2 separate regions of the Homo sapiens genome follow, and region 2 is linked to region 1. The links are chromatin contacts, found by Hi-C in ENCODE. All regions are on one chromosome and are shown on one strand. Each heading gives the region's core, a stretch centred on a gene start or an enhancer-like site at or near the end of the contact. The rest is flanking DNA. Distances are from core to core; before and after follow the strand shown.

What was found. A loop is a pair of places that touch in the nucleus more often than their neighbours do. Pooled maps may share reads with other maps.
Region 2: a loop to region 1 is called in a map with no recorded cell type, with 7 times the contacts of the local background. The contact joins two enhancer-like sites. A Hi-C loop is called at or near these places in 2 of 37 single-sample maps with no recorded cell type and 2 of 50 pooled maps.

The regions. Positions count from the first base shown.
Region 1 is chr4:6,179,671-6,184,136 of GRCh38, reverse strand. The region is part of intron 1 of JAKMIP1 (janus kinase and microtubule interacting protein 1); the gene reads left to right. Among named protein-coding and RNA genes, the nearest start is that of JAKMIP1, 19 kb to the left of the region's middle. RefSeq lists an enhancer at 3,069-3,358. Within about 2 kb of position 3,101, at least 5 of the 41 ENCODE cell types and tissues checked have a DNase peak (open chromatin) inside an H3K27ac peak, as active enhancers do.
Region 2 is chr4:6,962,199-6,967,174 of GRCh38, reverse strand. All of the region lies in intron 2 of TBC1D14 (TBC1 domain family member 14), which reads right to left. Among named protein-coding and RNA genes, the nearest start is that of TBC1D14, 55 kb to the right of the region's middle. RefSeq lists an enhancer at 2,721-2,960. Within about 2 kb of position 2,979, at least 9 of the 41 ENCODE cell types and tissues checked have a DNase peak (open chromatin) inside an H3K27ac peak, as active enhancers do.

The DNA.
Region 1 (4,466 bases), core at 1,852-4,351:
GCTAAACCACCCTGCTCCAATATACAAAACAGAGAAGTGATGGTTTATTCTCACATTTATCTTATGACTTTAAACTGACAACATTTACCAGTTATAAGGTCAGTCAGTGAGGACAGTGAGGTTGCTCTGATGAATTCAACTTTCAAAACGAAAAGTATAGGGTGACAGTTGCAATCTGAACAGCTGTGGCATCTTGAGTATTAATGGACTTTGTTGTGGTTGTGAAAATATTCTGTTGTGACGATTTGCATACCGCATTTGTGATTCCGTTTTTGGGAGTGACTTGTCTTGCATTCTCAGAGTGCATTTCACTGGAGATGACAGGAGAGGCTGTCCCCCAAGCCCTGCACAAAGCTGAGTGTTCACCTGGCAGCCCAGGTCCCTGCAGTGGGGTCTACCAGGGTTAATATTGGGTTTGCAGCCCATTTGAGTTGGTGTGATGTTTTCACAGTTTAAAATTATTACACCTAGAAAAAAGAAGTCAAGCATCTGTTGCTCCAGACCTTTGACTCCTGGCCCTCCCAAACATCTTCAAGGAGCACCAGGACTCCATGGAAGGTGGTTTGAAAACCAAGTCCCAGCACCCTGAGTACTGAAGTTTCTGTTCCATTTTACTTTCTTTTTTAAATTTATTTATTTATTTATTTATTTATTTATTGAGACAGAGTCTTGCTCTGTCACCCAGGCTGGAGTGCAATGGCATGATCTTGGCTCACTGTAACCTCTGCCTCCCAGGTTCAAGCGACTCTCCTGCCTCGGCCTCCCAAGTAGTTGGTATTACAGGCACCCGCCACCAAGCCCGGCTAATTTTTGTATTTTTAGTACAGACGGAGTTTCACCATGTTGGCCAGACTGGTCTCAAACTCCTGACCTCAGGTGATGCGCCTGCCTCAGCCTCCCAAAGTGCTGGAATTACAGGCGTGAGCCACTGCACCTGGCCCTGTTCCATTTTAGACATCAGCCAGCACCCCTTCGCAGGGCACCTGTATCTGTGTGTCTAGATATCTGTGGTATTGTTATCTGCCTGTATCATGTTTAGCTCTTTGTTCTGTCTCAACCTTCAAGAGTCCTTGTATTACTAAGATGGGACCTGGGAACCTGGAGCCTCCAGGACCATCACTGGCTGAGCTGAGCTGAGCTGAGCGGGAGGAAGGGCTGCCTTGGGAGCTGGCACTGGCCTGACCTCCAAGTCTCTGTGAGCAGACCTTGAGGGACCTGTGCCTTCCTAGGCATCTCCAGGTCATATCTGCTCCCTTCTTCCTCGGGATGGCTGTGGAGTTATAGGAAGTGTTTGGGGAAAGGAGCAGTTGTATCTAGAAACGGTGATATGTTTCCGAAACTCACACTGTCACTCCACTGCTCCAGGGGCTCCCCGCTGGCCCAGGATAAAGCACAGACTCCTTGTCATCACACATGTGGCCTTATCTCCTGATGCTCCTGCTGTTACCTACTGTCTCAGACCATTTGGCTGCCATAGCAGAAATACCATAGACAGAGGGGCTGAAACAACAGAAGCTTATTTCTCACCGTTCTGGAGGCTGGAAGTCTGAGATCATGGTGCCAGACAACTTGGTTCATGGTGAGGCCCCTCTTCCTGGTTCGCAGGAGGCTGCCTTCTTACTGTGCCCTCGCATGGTGGAGAGAGAAAGGAAATAAGCTCTCTTGTGTCCCCCTCCTTTTTTTCTTTTCTTTTCTTTCTTTCTTTCTTTCTTTTTTTTTTTTTTTTCTGAGACAGGGTCTCGCTCTGTTACCCAGGCTGGAGTGCAGTGGTGTAATCACTGTTCATTGCAGCTTTGAGCTCCCGGGCTCAAGTGATCCTCCCACCTCAGCCTCCCAAGTAGCTGGGACTACAAATATGCACCACCACACCTGACTAATTTTTTTAATTTTGTAGAGATGAGGTCTCATTATGTTGCCCAAGCTGGTCTTGAACTGAGCTCAAGCAATCCACCTTCCCCGGCCTCCCAAAGAGCTGGGATTACAGGTGTGAGCCACCGAGCCTGGTTTCCTGTCCCTTCTTATAAGGTCACTAATCTCATCATGAGGGCTTCACCCTGATGACCTAATTACCCACCATAGGGTTTCAATGTATCAATTTGGGGGGACATAAACATTCACTCCATAACACTGTCCCTTACCTTATTGAATCGTCTGCTTTCCCTGAACTTGCCCAGACCCCTCCTCCTCCTGTCTGCACAGGCTCATCTCCTTGGGCATCACCCATCCTCCCAAGGCCAGGGCGGGTCCCTCCCTGTACATCTGTCTGTCACAGCCATGGTCACAGTGTGTGACTGATGCCATTCACAGTCTTCTTCCCCGCTGGCTAGAGCTCTGTGAGGGAAGGGGCTGTGTGAGATTCATGTTTGAGGCTCAGCACAGGGTCTGGCATGGAACAGGCACTAGGATGCTGTTGAATGAATGAATGAATGAATGGAGCTTGCGTTGCTGCTGCTCTCCCTCTCTGATGCCAATTGACTTTTCTTTGACCCCTGCTCCTCCATCTGCATATCCTGATTTCACCCCTTCCACAGCCCACTTTGGATGTCCCTTCCCTCACCACGCTGGCACCCATAGGCCCTGGTCTCCCAGTTATCACCTGGGCTTGTTACAGTGTCTCCTTTGCTTGGCTAGGAGCTCCTCAAGGGATGGGGGAGCCACTGAGACATTGAGGGACTCTGCAAATGTCTGCACCTGAGAAGGACTTCCTTCTGTACTGAGCTGGTGGTAACCTGATAGTGACCTGGTAGTAACCTGGCAGTAAGCTCATCTTGGTTTATGTACTCCAGGCCTGTAATTAGTGTTACTCTTCGAGCCCCTGGTCTCTTCCTCTCTCAGCATGACCCTCCCCTCCACCCTTTCTGGAACTGCTTTCTTGAGAGGAAGCCTAAGAAATGTGAACTGCGTCCACCAGCACATCTCACAAAGCCTTGTGCACACAGGAGGTGTTTGGTAGGTGTCTGTCAAGGAGCGCCCTGTTCAGCATCTAGTCATATCAAGCCCACACGGGGTGGTGAGTATAGAAAGGATGTAGAAACCACAAAAAGAAGTTGCCCTTTGCTTGGAAGTCACTGACTACCCCTTCTTGTTCTTGGTGGTGTGGTTACTTGCTAGTCTCTTGACTCATTTCAGCAGAGGTGAGACAGAAACGACCTGATGGCTGGGGCCTTTTCTGGGACTTCTTAAGGGGTCTTTGCACGTTAATAAAGGGGAGATTCCAAAATGATGCAATGAGTTGGCCAAGAGCCAGCAAGTAGCAGTTGAAAAAGAAAAAGTTTTTATACTAAGCTTGGGACTTGAGCAGCTAGACTCCTCCCTGCTCAATGTGCCATGGCCCTCTGAGAACAAAGCACGTTGACAGAAAATTAAATGTCACTGAATTAGCTGCAACATCCACTTGCTACAACCTCCACCCCCACTTGCTAATTGGGTCATGTTGGTCAAAGTACTTCACCCCTTCCTGCTGGTCCATTAAAATGGGGGTACTAAGAATACCCTTGTCACAGGGCTGCAGAATACTAGGTAATTTGGACAGTTTGAAACAGTTCCTGCTACACAGTGAGAGCTATATAAATGGTGACTTATTACTTGGTGCATGTTTGTTGAATTGTAGTAAATTATCTGATGGGAGAGGGGTGTCTGTGTTGTTATGGTGCTTAATTCTTCTTGTAGCACAGGTATCGGTCCCCATTGCCTATCCTCACCTCCAAGTTTCTCTCCTGTTCAGCAGCTGATAAGATTTTATAGTGAAAATCTCAATAAGAAAGAAGACTTCACGTGCACAGAATGTTCTAAAGGAAGCTTCATTATGTTCTCTTGAATGTTGATAAACAACTCTCATTTCTATTTGATGAGAATTTTTTGTGGGTTCTGAATGTTACGAGTAGCAATTTTATCAGAAATTATTTCTGTTTGTGGGTATGTTTGGTGGGGAATTGAAGTTGGTGGTTTTCTGATATTGGAAGCATTTCATGAACTGGGGTATTTCAAAACTGCTGTTTATGAAAGTGTTGGGGCTAATTCAGTGGCACTTAATTTTCTGTCAATATGCTTTGTTCTAAGAGGGTCATGGCTTGTTGTGCAGGAAGGAGCCTGCTGTTTATCCCTGCAAATGTTCTTGCATGGCTTCTAAGAGGATGTCAGGCATGCTGCTGGTCCTAGGGATAGAAAACAAAACAGACACAGTTCTTTGGGCAGCTGGGAACTGGTCTTAGATTCAGAGAGACCTGGGTTCAAGTCCTGACTCTGTCATTTACAAGCTATGGATTTTAAGAAAGTGACTTCACCTCTTTGAGCCTCAGTTTCCTTATCTGTCATATGGGGATAATATTGCTACCTGTTTTACAAGGAGGCTTTGAGGATGGATTGAGATGAGGTGTACCCAGCATACTACCTGGCATAGAATAGTCTCTTCTTTTGAGTGGCAGCTCTTGGTTTAGCTGTTGCTTTTGGTCTGGGGGCAGGAGTGA
Region 2 (4,976 bases), core at 1,730-4,229, 780 kb before region 1:
ATTTTCATACAGACACAGAATTACGCGGCAGGAGAAAGACCTTAAGCCAGAAATAAACTTTTTGTTGGCCAGGTGCAGTGGCTCACGCCTGTAATCCCAGCACTTTGGGAGGCCGAGGTGGGCAGATCACGAGGTCAGGAGATCGAGACCATCCTGGTTAACATGGTGAAACCCCGTCTCTACTAAAAATACAAAAAATTAGCCCAGCATGGTGGCAGGCACCTGTAGTCCCAGCTACTCGGGAGGCTGAGGCAGGAGAATGACATGAACCTGGGAGGCGGAGCTTGCAGTGAGCTGAGATCGTGCCACTGCACTCCAGCCTGGGTGACAGAGCAAGACTCCGTCTCAAAATCAAACACACAAACAAAAAACCTTTTTGTTATTCAACTAATTCTATAATTTAGAGTAAGAAAATGTGTTATGTCATAACAAAGGGTATCAGAAAAAGTAAGCTTTGAAGTCAGACTAAACTGAATTGAAACTCTGGCTCAACCATTCATTAGCCACATGACACTGGACCAGTATATTAACCTCTGAGCCTCAGTTTCCTACATTTAACAAGGGCACACTGCCCCATGTTCTACAAGGTTGTTATACAAATTAAAATTTCAAGTACACAATTAGTGTTAAAGAGTAACAGCTGCTTTAGTACGTAACCCCTAGCTTAAATTATGTACAAGGTAAATCTGTATTACCTATTTATAATGAGTATTCACATATCATAAAAAGAAAGTTACTCATGAGATGATCACAAGGTCTTCTCTCCAAAGAACATGTAAACAAAAGTTCCAAATAACACAAATAAATCCCAACTAGTAGTATTAACACAAAATAAAATTTTGGAATGCACTGTATCAATGCATTCATTAAAAACAAATGGCTTCCAGGACTTACTAGAAAGTACAAGATGAGCCTGCAGCATCTTGCTGGACTAGAAAGAAAGTTCTCAAAGAAATACTGGGACGTGTCTAAAAGAAACAGTAGCCAGCCTGAATAGGCTCCCACTGACTCAATCTGGAACAATTTACTCATCCAAATAATGAGAACAATGGATTATAACTCACTGAATAAAAGAGAAATCCACTAGCCCATATAGGTACAAATAAACAAACATAGAAATTAATGGAGGAGGAGGAAAGCTCTTGGGAAGTCACCTAGTAAGGAGAGACCAATGGAGCTAGGAAATGATCAACAGATGCTTACACCAGTGGGGAAAGCTCAATGAGGAATGGATTTTTACACAGTTTGAAAGTGTCTCCTACAAATTCCTTATTAATTACATGAAGCAAAATAGTTAATCTTATGCCGGAGAAACCTGAGGGACACACCTCAGCCAAGTGATCAAAGCTAACATCACCAGCGAGGAGTGGTGGCTCACACCTATAATCTCAGCACTTTAGGAGGCCAAGAGTTTGAGACTCACCTGAGCAAGGTAGTGAGACTCTGTCTCTACACATAATCTTTTTAAATTAGCCAGGTACGGTGGCATGTATCAGCAGCCCTAGCTACTGGGGAGGCTAAGGCGATATCATTGGAACCCAGGAGTTCAAGGTTACAGTGAGCTATGATTACACCACCAGTCTGAGTGACAGAGCAAGACACTTGTCTCTATTTTTTAAAAAGCCAGGACAGATGGCACAGGACATCTGATCTGATGCATGGGGAACAACACACCAAGTCAATGGCGCTGATGCCCAAGAATGCATGACCTGAATCCAATCATGAAGAGAAGCAGACACACCCAGACTGAGACAATTTATACAATAATGGACCTATAAGCTCTCAAAATGTCAATGTCATGAAAACAAAGAAAGGCTGAGGAACTGTTTCAGATTAAAAGGACATGAAAGAGGGCCAGGTGCAGTGGCTCATGCCTGTAATCCCAGCTACTCGGGAGGCTGAGGCAGGAGAATCGCTTGAACCCAGGAGGCGGAGGTTGTAGTGAGCCAAGATCACACCATTGCACTCCAGCCTGGGGGCGACAGAGTGAGACTCTATCGCCAAAAAAAAAAAAGATTATTGGGACAATTGATGAAGTATGGTTACAGACTGTGGATTTGACAACAACATTGGATTAATGCTAAGTGACCTCATTTTGACAACTGTTCTGTGGTTACATAAGGGAATGCCCTTGTTCTTAGGAAATATGCTGATATATTTAAGGGTAAACAGACATGGTATCTCAAACTTACTCTTCTAATGGCACAGGAAAAAATATGCATATATACTATCACACGTAAAGAGAAGTAGAACAAATGGAGCCAAATGCACACAGTTGGTAAATCTGGTAAAGAATATATTGGAGTTCCGGGGGTTTTCTGCAGTTTTTTAGTAAATTTGAAATTTTATCAAAATAAAGTTACAGAAACTTTCAAAAAAATAAAACAAATAGTTTCACTGTTTCCTTCCTTTTCTGTTGTGGTTATAATCATTTCGGAAATAGTTTCATAGCCCAAGGTAATTTCTATTTATAAGAAATGGACTTTCACTATGATCGTGCCACTGCACTCCAGCCTGGGCGACAGAGCAAGACCTTGTTTCAAAAAAAGAAAGAAAAAGAAAATGAACTTTGAATTGTCTGAGATTCAATCCGTTTAACATCTAAGATTTCGCCATCAGTGAAGGACTTAGGCAATTAAACCAGGTTAAAACTTCAGGCAGTAGAAGACACTAAGAACCTGGCATCCAGAACTTGGGTTCACTAAGGGTATACATTTTGCTGAAGAGGCGTTGTCTGTCTCTGGGAAACTGCAGTCAGGAAGGGGAAGGCACCAGGATCCGGGACAGGCCTCTCTACTCTGGAGGGACAGGAGCTGCAGAGGGTGTAAGGAATGGACGGGAGAATTGCACAGAAGCCGCGGAGTGTGGGGATGTGCAGAAAGGAGAAGTCTGGGTGAGTGGCTCCCAGATTCGTGGTCTGGAAGGTTGAGCACAAGCTGGAGTGTTATTCACTGAAACGGGCTGGCAGGAGGACGACTAAGAGGAACAGAAACCTTGGTTTTTCAGGTCTCGGCTAACACTATTATTAGTCTGTACAAAGGTAGTGCAGATAAAAATTAATGTCAAAAATCAAAGTTGTGGCTGGGCACGGTGGCTCACACCTGTAATCCCAGTACTTTGGGAGGCCGAGGTGGGTGGATTGCCTGAGCCCAGGAGTTCGAGACCACATGGGCAACATGGCGAAACCTGTCTCTACTAAAAATACAAAAATTAGCCAGGCGTGGTGGCGCACGCCTGTAATCCCAGCTACTCAGGAGGCTGAGGCACAAAGAATCGCTTGAACCTGGGAGACGGAGGTTGCAGTGAGCCGAGATCACACCACTGCACTCCAAGCCTGGGTGACACAGTGAGACTCAGTCTCAAACAAAATCAAAGTTGCATGATTATTTTTAACATAAGAGCTTAGGCTCATATGATAGGCCATGACTTTTGAAAAGCTCATAAAAAGCATGTTGATATATTTTTTTGTGGGTTAGAGGCTGAAGTGCGACCCCAAAACAAGTCACTACAAGTGAAAAGGTGCTGTAGCCTGGGGTCTGGGCTGAAAGGACATCCTCCTTTCTGGTGGGGCAAGCCATCGGGAGTCCTGGCGTAGCTGTGGCCGGGCCCGGGAGGCCAAGGGGGAGCCAAGGAGCTGCACCTACTTGTCACATGACCAAACATCACTCTCAGGTCACGTGCAGTGAGAGAACACAGCTGGGCAGGAGCGAGCCTGGGCACTGCAGAGCCCATCTGCTCTGTCCCTTCAACATCTGTGCTGTCTGCCCGACAGGGAGACCACACTGGTGCTGCTGCTCCGGAGTCCAGCAGTCCCTCAGCTGCTGCTTCATGGGCTGTGTGGCCCGGTGAGTCAGCCCACCCTTTGACCTTCAGATGCTGAGCACACAATGGCCATAGCCACCATCTCTGACACTCACAGGAGACAGAACAGAGGGGCTGCTGGCTCCAAGCTTCCTCTTTTCACTATTTCAAATGCACCTGTCCCACCCCCGACATGGGAAGTCCTCGCACTTGCCCTCGGGGCATTCTGCAGAGCCCTCCCGGACCAGCTGCCGGGCCTGGGCTCCCCTGCTTCTGTTTCCAGGGCACAGGGCATTCCCTCCATTCTGTACCTATGTGATGGATCCATACCCTCTCCTCTCCACATGCCTTCACCTTCGGTGGGGTCTCCCAGAGGGCAGGGTAGAGTCACCTCTGCATCCCCAGGATCTACCCAGCATGCAGTAGGTTCTACACACGTCTGCTGGCAAATGGAGCAGCCACCGTGTGTGTGTGTGTGCAGGGGAGGCAAGTATAGGGCGATGAGGAGGCAGGACTGACATGCAAGGCACAGGGGTCAGGTAACGGGAGTGCAACCCAGACGAATCAAGGCCCGAGACTGAGAACTCAACAGAGGTAACCTCTCAGCAGGAAGGAGTCCCTCTGAAAAGAAGGGGTAATGGGCAGTGGGGGGCTGGGAGAGAGCAGGCAAGGAGTGGCAGACCACCACAACCTCCCTGGAGCAGGCTGAGAGCTGGGGGGTGGCCAGTAGGGGGTGAGGGCCATTTACCAACCCTGCCCCAGAGAATGCTGGACTCCTTTTGTTTTGCATCCCCAACAAAGGGCCCTTCAGTGGGAAGAAGAAACTCCTTTGTCCTATGGAGAAAAAGCACTCACTCTACTAGCAGCATTAAGGACAAGCAGCTGTTGGCCTCCAAGCTGTCTCAGCTGCTGTGCAGACACAGAGCACTCATTAACCCTGGTGAGACTCACCTGCAGCTGCCGCAACCCCACCATCAAGGGCACGGCAAGTAAACAATCGATATCTGTAGGTGCCCTGCCTCCAACCCACACATGGTCAGTGCCACCCGCACCGTCGCAGCGGGGTTCCCTGAGAGCCCAGGACTCTAGCTCATGAGTCCTGCCCCACTACCCCGATATGCACACATGCCAGCGCATAGCTGTGGTGCCTCTCCCGCCACCATCCATACCTGCAC